Linked DNA regions of Homo sapiens: regions 2 and 3 are each linked to region 1. A link is a contact called in ENCODE Hi-C or POLR2A ChIA-PET data. All regions are on one chromosome and are shown on one strand. The core of a region is the stretch at or near the end of the contact, and the rest is flanking DNA. Distances in the headings are between cores, read along the strand shown.

What was found. Hi-C counts contacts between places; a loop is a spot of excess contacts on that map. ChIA-PET counts read pairs that join two places held with the same protein, here RNA polymerase II (POLR2A). Pooled maps may share reads with other maps.
Region 2: a loop to region 1 is called in a pooled map, with 12 times the contacts of the local background. The contact joins the enhancer-like site here to the promoter of ASF1B in region 1. A Hi-C loop is called at or near these places in 3 of 37 single-sample maps with no recorded cell type and 9 of 50 pooled maps. POLR2A ChIA-PET finds 5 or more read pairs at or near these places in 12 of 52 experiments (B cell, BJ, CD4-positive, alpha-beta T cell and 9 more).
Region 3: a loop to region 1 is called in a map of naive thymus-derived CD4-positive, alpha-beta T cell, with 2.9 times the contacts of the local background. The contact joins the enhancer-like site here to the promoter of ASF1B in region 1. A Hi-C loop is called at or near these places in 2 of 168 maps with a recorded cell type or tissue (mammary epithelial cell and naive thymus-derived CD4-positive, alpha-beta T cell) and 9 of 50 pooled maps. POLR2A ChIA-PET finds 5 or more read pairs at or near these places in 4 of 52 experiments (CD4-positive, alpha-beta T cell, MCF 10A, activated CD4-positive, alpha-beta T cell and 1 more).

The regions. Positions count from the first base shown.
Region 1 is chr19:14,134,945-14,138,265 of GRCh38, forward strand. It overlaps ASF1B (anti-silencing function 1B histone chaperone), which reads right to left and starts at 1,645. Exons shown (of 4, transcript NM_018154.3): 1 at 1,404-1,645. The coding sequence starts at 1,512. ADGRL1-AS1 (ADGRL1 antisense RNA 1) reads left to right here and starts at 2,208. Exons shown (of 3, transcript NR_045214.1): 1 at 2,208-2,279. RefSeq lists a silencer at 1,411-1,460 and enhancers at 1,791-1,930, 2,008-2,634, 2,131-2,290.
Region 2 is chr19:13,844,844-13,848,181 of GRCh38, forward strand. No RefSeq gene overlaps it. Among named protein-coding and RNA genes, the nearest start is that of MIR23AHG, 3.6 kb to the left of the region's middle. RefSeq lists an enhancer at 2,148-2,327 and silencers at 2,908-3,177, 2,998-3,203. Within about 2 kb of position 1,659, at least 41 of the 41 ENCODE cell types and tissues checked have a DNase peak (open chromatin) inside an H3K27ac peak, as active enhancers do; they include B cell, CD4-positive, alpha-beta T cell and GM12878, where a contact is called at or near this core.
Region 3 is chr19:14,549,855-14,553,028 of GRCh38, forward strand. All of the region lies in intron 1 of TECR (trans-2,3-enoyl-CoA reductase), which reads left to right. It also overlaps a transcript of DNAJB1 not described here. Among named protein-coding and RNA genes, the nearest start is that of NDUFB7, 21 kb to the right of the region's middle. RefSeq lists an enhancer at 1,827-2,326. Within about 2 kb of position 1,702, at least 23 of the 41 ENCODE cell types and tissues checked have a DNase peak (open chromatin) inside an H3K27ac peak, as active enhancers do; they include mammary epithelial cell, where a contact is called at or near this core.

The sequences.
Region 1 (3,321 bases), core at 395-2,894:
GGGGCACGGTGGCTCACGCCTGTAATCCCAGCACTTTGGGAGGCCAAGGCGGGTGGATCACTTGAGGTCAGGAGTTCGAGACCAACCTGGCTAACATGGTGAAACGCTGCCTCCACTAAAAATACTAAAATTAGCTGGGCGTGGTGACAGGCGCCTGTAGTCCCAGCTACTCGGGAGGCTGAGGCAGAAGAATCGCTTGAACTCGGGAGGTGGAGGTTGCAGTGAGCCGAGATCGTGCCATTGCACTCCAGCCTGGGCAACAGAGTGAGACTGTCTCAAAAAAAAAAAAAAAAAAAAGAAGAGGAAGAAGAAGAAAGAAAAAGTGACAGAAAAATTGCTGCAGTAACTCAGCTGGAAACGGGTGGGCAAACCTGGAGAACTAGCTAATGCCTGCCTGGCTATGCCACCCCTCGGATCTCAGTGTGTTTATCCAAGCCCACAGAGAAAGGTGGGGAAGGGGAGCTGGGGAGACAAAGTTCCCCTCAAAGACGGTAGCATCCTTTCCCAGGGAGAGCTCAAGCATAGGGGGGTTGGGCCCCAACGAAGGAGAGAAACCAGGTTCCAGGGTATGTGCATTGGGGCAGAAAAGCGGCAGCAACTGGTGGGCGTGGGGTTATTGAAATATTGGCAGGTTGGGGAGGGGACTGGTGGGACACAAATGGGAAGATGGGGTTGAGAGAGGTCCTGAAAAGGGGTTGAGGGGTTTTCACAGGAAAAAAAGGTTACTGGAGGGGAGGGTCTTCACGGCAAGGAGAGAGGAGCTTGGGTGAGAGGTCTCCATAGGGAAAATAGGAGATGGCTGGGATTTCCCCCGGGGAAAATGGGAAGGGGCTGGATATTGGGGGTCTCCAGAGGGAAAATGGGAGGTGTGAGTATCTCACTACAGGAAAGAGGGAATAAGTGGGCAAAAATGGGTGGGTGGTTGAAGCGGGGGTCTTGCCACAGGGAAACCACGGTGGCTGAAGATCTCCGTGGGTTAAGAAATGGAGGCCGAGAAGGTCTCCCCATGAAAACGGGTACCTAGGAAGAGCTCCAGAGAAAAAAGATGGATGAGGTTCCCCACGCGGGAAATGGGGCTTGGAGGGGGTTAATCTCTATGGGGAGGTCGGGGCGGGCAGTGGGGGAAGAGGCCACTGGGAGGTCCGAGTTAGCTGGCGGGGGGTCTCCACCCGGGAGGTCAAGGCGGGCAGTGGGGGAGGAGGTCACGGGGAGGTCCGTGTTGGCTGGTGGCGGGGGGTCTCCACCGGGAGATCCGGTTGACTGGCGGGCTGGGGGAGATCGGGGTTGGCGGAAGGGGGACGAGGGGTTTCATGGGGGAGATCAAGTTGGCCATGGGAGCGGTTCTCTGAGGGGAGGCCGGGGTCGGCCCGGGGGTGGGGGTCCCCGCACAGGCCCAGCCTCACCGTCCGCCAGGGCTTCACTGCACTCGAAGCTGATCTCGAACCGGAAGGGGCTGTGGAAAGGGCTCGGGTTCTCCAGGACCGCCACGTTCAGCACCGACACCTTGGCCATCGCCTCGCCTCGCCGCGCCGCAGCAGGGGCAGGGGCTGTGGCTGTGGCGGAGGCCGCGCCTGGGTCCGGTGGGGTCAGTGGGGTAGGGCTGACCAGGTCCACTCCCGCCTCTTCTCTCCGAGAACTGAAGTGCGCACCTAGTCCGCGCGCCGCCTTCAAATAGCCGGCCTCCGCCCTCTGGCCAATCACCGCCAACGCTCCCTGGCGGCGCGCGCACCCCCTCAGCCAGTCCTGGAGCGCCGATCGGCGCGCGCCCAGACTCCTCGGACCAATCAGCGGAGCTCCCTCTCCGCAGCGTGTGAGGAGGGCGAAACTATCTCCAAGCTTCTTAGCGTGTCCGCTGGAAACCAATCCCCAGCGTCTCCGACTTGGATGTCAACGGCGGGAATGGACGGAGTCACAGCGCCGGCCTCCTTCTGGCCAATCCTGAGGGTTCCCGCACCGGCGTGGCCCGCCCCTCGCCTCGCTTTTCCGGGAGATGCATCCCGCAGCGCGCAGCGCCGCCACCCGCCGAGCGGTGGCGCGCGGCGCTCGCTAAAGAAGGCGGGAAGGGCGGTGCTCGCACCCGAAGTGATTGGCAGGAGGGAGTGGGGCGGAGATAAAGAGGGTTTTCTGAGAGTTTATTGGCTGGATTGGTAATGGTGGCGGGAGCAGAAGGAGGCTCAGCTGGGGATTCGCTGGAGAGAAGCGGAAGTCGAGCGCCACCGCGGTGTTGGCGAGTGTGAAGAGAGAGGAGGAGCGTTTGCGGCCTCAGCGTCTGTCAACAGGTGAGCGTTTCCTGGAGCTTTTCTGAGTGGCTCCTGACCCTTGAGGTCCAGCGGCGCGGGAGTCCGTTGTGAACGTTGCGAACGTTCGGAGTGGCGGTCACGAGGCGCGCTCAGACCTCGGGAATCCGGCCGGGTTCGGATCCCGCTTTCGCCCCCGAGGGGTTCGGATCCCGCTCTCGCCCCCGAGGGGTTCGGATCCCGCTCTCGCCCCCGAGGGGTTCGGATCCCGCTCTCGCCCCCGAGGGGTTTGGATCCCTCTCTCGCCCCCTTGAGGGCTCTTGGGAGGTTTCAAGCGGACGGTACTGAAAATGGGAGTTCCAGTTCGGGGGCAGACCAGTGTTCAGAGTCCGGGCTCTGCTACTCAGCGCCCGAGGCAGCGCCTCCCCATTCAACGGGGGCCGTGGCAATTCCCTGACATGATTCATGACCACATAATACATCCGGAAACTTCTCTCCACCGCCTCCCGTCTGGGCCGTCGCCCCCGGCCTGGGAGACTCCAGGTCTCAGAGTCTCTGCCCCCACGGGCGATCAGTGCTGCCCAGTGGAAAAATAATGCCAGCCGCGCACCAAAATTAGGTGTAAAATTAACATTTTTTGGAAGCCACTTTTTTTTTTTTGAGATGGAATCTCGCGCTGTCACTCAGGCTGGAGTGCAATGGCGCGATCTCGGCTCACTGCAACCTCTACCTCCCGGGTTCAAGCGATTCTCCTGCCTCAGCCTCCTGAGTAGCTGGGATTACAGGTGCCCACCACCACAACCAGCTAATTTTTTTTCTGTATTTTCAGTAGAGACGGGGTTTCACCATGTTGGCCAGGCTGGTCTCGAACTCCTGACCTCAAGTGATCCGCCCGCCTCGGCCTTCCAGAGTGCTGGGATTACAGGCGTGAGCCACTGTGCCCGGCCATATCTTTTTTTATTATTATTTGTAATTTTAGAGGCTGGTCATGGAGGATTTCTTGAGGCCAGGAGTTCAAGATCAGCCTGGGCAACATAACAAGACCTCATATCTACAAAAAATAAAAGAATAAGCCAGGTGTGGT
Region 2 (3,338 bases), core at 409-2,908, 290 kb before region 1:
TCCCCCAGATTTTTTTTTTATCTAATTTTCGCTGTTCTGTTGCCTGTGGCTTGGACCACACCCCGGCTCACTAGTATCCCTCAGCCCAGGCTTGGAGGGTCCTCCCAGAACCCCCACCTCTCCCTCTGGGTCCCTTGACATTTACTTCCACAGGCCCCGGTCCTGAGCCTGCCGGTTTACCCAGGGGACAGCAGGTGAGGGAGTGATGAAGGGACAGGGCGAAGGTGAGACCAGGTCAAGTGGTCAAATGGCATGGCACACACACACACACACACACACACACACACACACACCACACACCCTTTTGTTCATTCTACAAACATTGAGTGCCTGCTGTATGTATGTCAGGCTCTGTTCCGGGCATTTGGGGACACAGAAGAGAACAAAACAGAAAAAAAAATCCCTGTACTTTTGGGACCAGCATCTATGGGAGAAACAAACATGATAAGCAGATAGATAGGTATAAAGATATATAATGTGGCCAGGAGCGGTGGCTCATGCCTGTCTTCCCAGCACTTTGGGAGGCTGAGGCAGCCTGATCACTTGAGGTCGGGAGTTCGAGACAAGCCTGGCCAACATGGTGAAACCCCGTCTCTACTAAAAATACAACAATTAGCCGGGCATGGTGGCGCACGCCTGTACCCAGCTACTCGGGAGGCTGAGGCAGGAGAATCATTTGAACCAGGAGGCGGAGGTTGTAGTGAGCCAAGATTGCTCCACTGGACTCCAGCCTGAGCGACACAGGGAAACCCTGTCTCAAAAAAAAATTATATATCTATATATATTTTTAAAAATTACATATCTATATATTTAAAAATTATATATCTATATATATTTTAAAATTATGTGTCTATATGTTTAAAAATTATATATATATTGTTTTAAATTATATTATATATATATATATATATATATATAAAATGTGTTGGGTGGAAAGTCTATGGGTAATCTAGAAAAAGGCAAGAGAGATGAGAGATGAAATGAGTGGAGGTTAGGTCAGGAAAGTCCTCCCTGAGGAGGAGGTGACTTTGAACAAAGACTTTTAGGCACTGAGGGAAAAGCCAGGAAGACATCGAGAGGAAGAGAGTTCCAGGTAGAGAACGGCCAGTGCACAGGCTTTGCGGTAGGACGGTGCCTGGAACATTGGAAAACCAGCAAAGCAGACCGGTTTCATGGAGGCAGAGAGAGGAGTGGAATGGAAGAAGAACAAAGATTTGTTTTGTTTTGTTTTGTTTGAGAAGGAGTCTCACTCTGTCGCCCAGGCTGGAGTGCATTGTCACAATCTTGGCTCACTGAAACCTCTGCCTCCCCAGTTCAAGCGATTCTCCTGCCTCAGCCTCCCAAGTAGCTGGGATTACAGGCGTGCACCACCATGCTCGGCTAATTTTTCTATTTTTAGTAGAGACAGGGTTTCACCATATTGGCCAGGCTGATCTTGAACTCCTGACTTCAAGTGATCCGCCCGCCTCAGCCTCCCAAAGTGCTGGGATGACAGGTGTGAGCCACAGCGCCAGGCCCTACACCCCAGCTTTCTAGCTGGATGTCTTTGGGATGGCTTTGGGGCCAGGCGATTACACTTCCTAAGCCTCAGTTTTGTCGGCTGAAAAATGGGGCTGAAAATGCGCAATTTGCAGTTGTTACCAGGCTTTGAGGTGAGACGTGTGATGTGCTGATCGCAGGTAGAAAGAGGGTAAGTGATACACCAGGTACACCTGGATCAAGGGACCCTGACAGGCCCAGCCGGCCCACAGGTCACCCCAGCTCACATGCAGGGCTGCCTGCTGGGCCCCATGGCAACGCCACACACAGAGACATCAAACAGGCCCTGCCGAGGAAGTCCCACGTCACTGCGGTTAGAGTGGCTCCTCCCAGCCCAGCCCCCGGCTGGCGGCAGTGACCCCCATGCCAGTCAGGGCCCCTGCCTCCTGTTGCCCTGGCGACCAGCTGTGTTATGGACTGAGCCGGGATCCCACCACATCCCTGCCCCCTCACCAGGGCACCAGCCACTCCCCACATCCGGAGAAGGACATTACACGGTGGCCCCAGCTCACCGTGACAAACTCAATTGCCTGGTGTCTGGAGCACCAGGAAAGACTTTGTCTACCTACATAATGGTTCAGAAGGGCAGAGAGGTCCCAGGGATCTGTGGGGACTCCCAGCCAGGTGCCTGAAATCCCCGGGGAAGGGTCCCAGTATTGCTCAAGGGCACTGGTGGGGCAGGTCAGACAGGAATAGACCCCAGGCCTGGCCCAGCCCCCACCTCAGGAATGACTCACCACCCACCCAGCTCCCGATGACATCAAGGCCTGGCCTGCCACCCTGACCTGGCCCCAGGCCAGAACTGGGGGGGCGCACCCAAGAAGTGTCACATCTGGCTGTCCCTGCCTGGCTGGGATCTGGTACGCAGAGGGTTAAGGAGAGCCCTTCTGGGGGTCTCCCCCCCATCCCATCCCCCCCACTTTCCCGGGGATTTCGGGCCCCAGCCCCTCTGACGTCACTGGGGGTTGCTATGGCAACTGGCCGAAGTTCCCAAATAAAATTACCGCGGGCGGGTTAAGTTTCCTAGGAGGCAGCCGACGGGTAAACAATGGCGGTGGCAGGCGGGGCCGGCGAGAGGCCGTCTCCCCCTCTTACCCCCGACTCTGCTGGGACCTGGGGGTCCCTGGGGCGAGGGGCAGGGTCCCCCTCCCTGCCCAGGATCTGAGAGCCCTCGAGCCAGCGAGGGGATTGGCGCCCAGATGAGGGACAGCGAGGCCACGACCCACATGAGCGGGGGATGGGGACGAGGGGTCTTTGGAGGGGAGGCTGGGGCGGCGGGGAACAAAGAGGGGACCGGAGGCCTGGGGATCCACCCTCCACACACCCTCCCCCCTAACCCCGCTCCCGGCCGGCCGCCAGTCCAGCTGTGGCTGTTCCCAGCTCCCTGGCTCCCCACATCTGGCGGGCCGCGCGCTCACTTCCTGTCGCCCCGGCTGCCTGGAGGGAGGTAAAAATAACCCGCCCCCTCCCCCTGCCGGCGGCGCAGACGGCGGATCCTCCCAGCCTGGAGGAGGGCGAGGCCGAGCCTCAGCCGGGAGAGGAGGCCCCCTGAGGCCGCCTCCCGTCCCTCCCAGTGCCTCGCTGTCCTGGCAGGAGGGGGGCAAGTAGGGGTGCCACAGAGCCTAGGCTGCGCTGGGGGACTGGGGAAGCGCATCCCATGAGAAAGGCCCTTAGCTGGGTCACCAGGAACCCAGGGAACCATAGTGTCCAACCACCCCCACCAATCCCGTGGGGGAGGGGGTTCAAGTTCTGAGAGTTGAGGGACTGCAGCCAACATGCCTGGGTTCCAATCGAGGGTC
Region 3 (3,174 bases), core at 452-2,951, 410 kb after region 1:
ATCACTGGAACTCGGCATGCGGAGGTTGCAGTGAGCCGAGATTGTGCCACTGCGCTCCAGCCTGGGCAACACAGTGAGACTCTGTCTCAAAAAAAAAAATAAAAAAAATAAACTATACACCTGCCCCCTTCAACTGCCACTCCCTGTCCCCTTTCCTTTCTTTCTTCTTTCCATGTCGCACGTCACCTTTGAACATATTACATATAGCGATTTATTTCATTGTCACTCTTTCTTTGCCAAGATGTGAGTTCCATGCGAGCAGGGATTTTTGTCTCTCCTTCTATAGCTGAACCCCACAGTCCTTAACAGGGCCTGGCATGTGTCAGTGAACAAACGAGCCTCAGTTTCCTTACCTGCAAAAGAGGATGAATACATTGTAAAGGAGATGATTCGTGTTGAGGATGAGCCTCCGTGCCTGGCTGGTTGTGAGTGGGCGGGTGGTGTTAGCTGCCGCCGCGTGTATAAAGCCTGCCACGTAGATCCCAGTCTAGGCTCTTTGGCAAGCTGAGCTCATGGGGGTGGACTAACCTGTCTGCTGGACTCGGGCAGTCGGGGGTTGGCCCGGATGAGCTCCTCCTGCTCCTCCAGTCAGTTTGTATCTGCAGGGCTCAGCCTCTGGCCCCCTTCCAGCTTCCTGGTCCGACAGCGCCTTCCTGCCCTGAGTTGGAGAGAGACCCAGGTGTCGTCCCCAACTGCCACCCAGCTGTGGGTGCAGGGATGCAGTTCTGGACCATCCCCTGGGGGTCTGGGACCTGGGGAGTTGAGTGTTTGGCCTTTACACTGGAGCTCCTTGAGGGCTGGCCCCAGCGGCCAGGAGTGTCAGTTTTTTGGTTTGTTTGTTTTTTAGATGGAGTCTTGCTCTGTTGCACATGCAGCAGTATAGTGGCGTGATCTCAGCTCACTGCAACCTTCACCTCCTGGGTTCATGCGATTCTCCTGTCTCAGCCTCCCCCGTAGCTGGGACTACAGGCCCGTACCACTATGCCCAGCTAATTTTTGTAGAGACAGGGTTTCACCATGTTAGCCAGGCTGGTGTCGAACTCCTGACCTCAGATGATCTGCCCACCTTGGCCTCCCAGAGTACTGGGATTACAGGCATGAACTACCACACCCGGCCGCTCCTTTTACTTATGAGGACACTCCTTTCTCTTATTAAGTCCACCTTAAATTCAGGATAATGTCATCTTAAGATCCTTAATTATATCTGCAAAGACACTATTTTTTTTTCTTTTTTTGATATGGAGTCTTGCTTTGTCACCCAGGCTGGAGTGCAGTGGTGCGATCTCGGCTCACTGCAACCTCCACCTCCCAGGTTCATAACGATTCTCCTGCCTCAGGCTCCTGAGTAGCTGGGATTACAGGCACCCACCACCACACCCAGCTAATTTTTTTGTATTTTTAGTAGAGATAGGGTTTCATCATGTTGGCCAGGCTACTCTCGAACTCCTGACCTCAGGTGATCCACCCACCTCGGCCTCCCAGAGTACTGGGATTACAGGCGTGAGCCACTGCACCTGGCCAATTATTATATTTTGTGTAGAGAAGGAGTTTTGACATGTTGCACAGGCTGCAGGAATTCCCTAATTCCTAAGCAGTCCCTGTGTTAGATGGTCTTGCAGGCACACCCATTTACTAGTTGGAGAAGCAGACAGGCAAGGCAGGTCTGACACCGCCCCCTGTGGCAGTGCCTCTCAGTCAGCATTGAGGACGCGCCCCTGCTTTTCTAGGCCCATTGGCTGTCTTAGCTAGTGACAGGAAAACATGCAGGAGGCATTGCCACAGCTGTAAACCCTGCCTGGGCCCCGCTGTGGTATGAGTTGCTGATAGACCTTTTGCTCTGGTACAGCCTGGCTGTGTGAGGCTGTGGGGCAGAGGCCAGCGGGCTGGGTCCTCAGGCCAGGCAGAGAGGCTCAGTTCTTGGTGTCTGCTGGAGGATCGCATCCAGGGTGGTGGGTTTTTTGTTTTTTTGTTTTTGTTTTTCTTTTGTTTGGTTTTACCCTTATTTCTTTATTTCTTCCTTTCTTCCTCTTTTTCTTTCCTTTCTCTCTCTCTCTCTCCCCCTCCCTCCCTCCCTCTCTCTCTCCCTCCCTCCCTCTCTCTCTCTCTCTCTCTCTCTCTTTCTCTCTTTTTTTTTTTTTGAGATGGAGTCTCGCTCTGTCGCCCAGGCTGGAGTGCAGTCAGTGGTGCAGTCATAACTCAGCCTTGACCTCCTGGGCTCAAGCAGTCCATCTACCTTGGCCTCCCAAAGTGCTGAGATTACAGGCATGAGCCACCGCGCCTGGCCTTTTTCTTTTCTTTCTTTCTTTCTTTCTTTTTTCTTTTTTTTTTTTTTTGAGATAGCGTGTCTTCTGTCCCCCAGGCTGGAGTGCAGTGGTGCAATGATAGGTCACTGCAGCCTTGACCTCCCGGGCTCAAGCAATCCTCCCAGTCTGGCCTCCCAAACTGCTGGGATTATAGGCGTGAGCCACCGTGCCCGGCCTGCCTTTTCCTTTCTCTGTTGCACATAGCCCTGCTCTCTAGGATGGAGGCATTATTTTATTGTAGGAGCTTTGGGCCTGAGCAAGCTGGGTGGACACTCACATGGGCACTTCCAGGCTACTTACCTTGGGCGAGGGCTTCCTCGTTCCCAAGCCCCAGTTTTCCAAGCCACGTAACAGGCATCACAGTCTTTTTCTTTTCTTTTCTTTTCTTTTTTTTTGAGAGGAGTCTCGTTCTGTCGCCCAGGCTGGAGTGCAGTGGCGCAATCTCTGGCTCACTGCAAGCTCCGCCTCCCGGGTTCACGCCATTCTCCTGCCTCAGCCTCCCGAGTAGCTGGGACTACAGGCACCCGCCACCATGCCCGGCTAACTTTTTTTGTACTTTTAGTAGAGACGGGGTTTCACTGTGTTAGCCAGGATGGTCTTGATCTCCTGACCTCGTGATCCACCCGCCTCGGCCTCCCAAAGTGCTGGGATTACAGGTGTGAGCCACTGCGCCCGGCCCAGTCTTTTTCTTATAGGGCCTGGGTGAGGCCTGGGTGGCAGTCTCAGCATAGTCCTAGGTACAGGGTGAGCATCTGATAGATGTCACGTCTGAATGAAACGGGCGAGATCAGCGTCGCTCTGGGTGGGCCAGTGCTCCTCGGAGGCCCTGAGGGCACAACCGCAGGGATGGGTGTAGGCTGTGGGTACCACT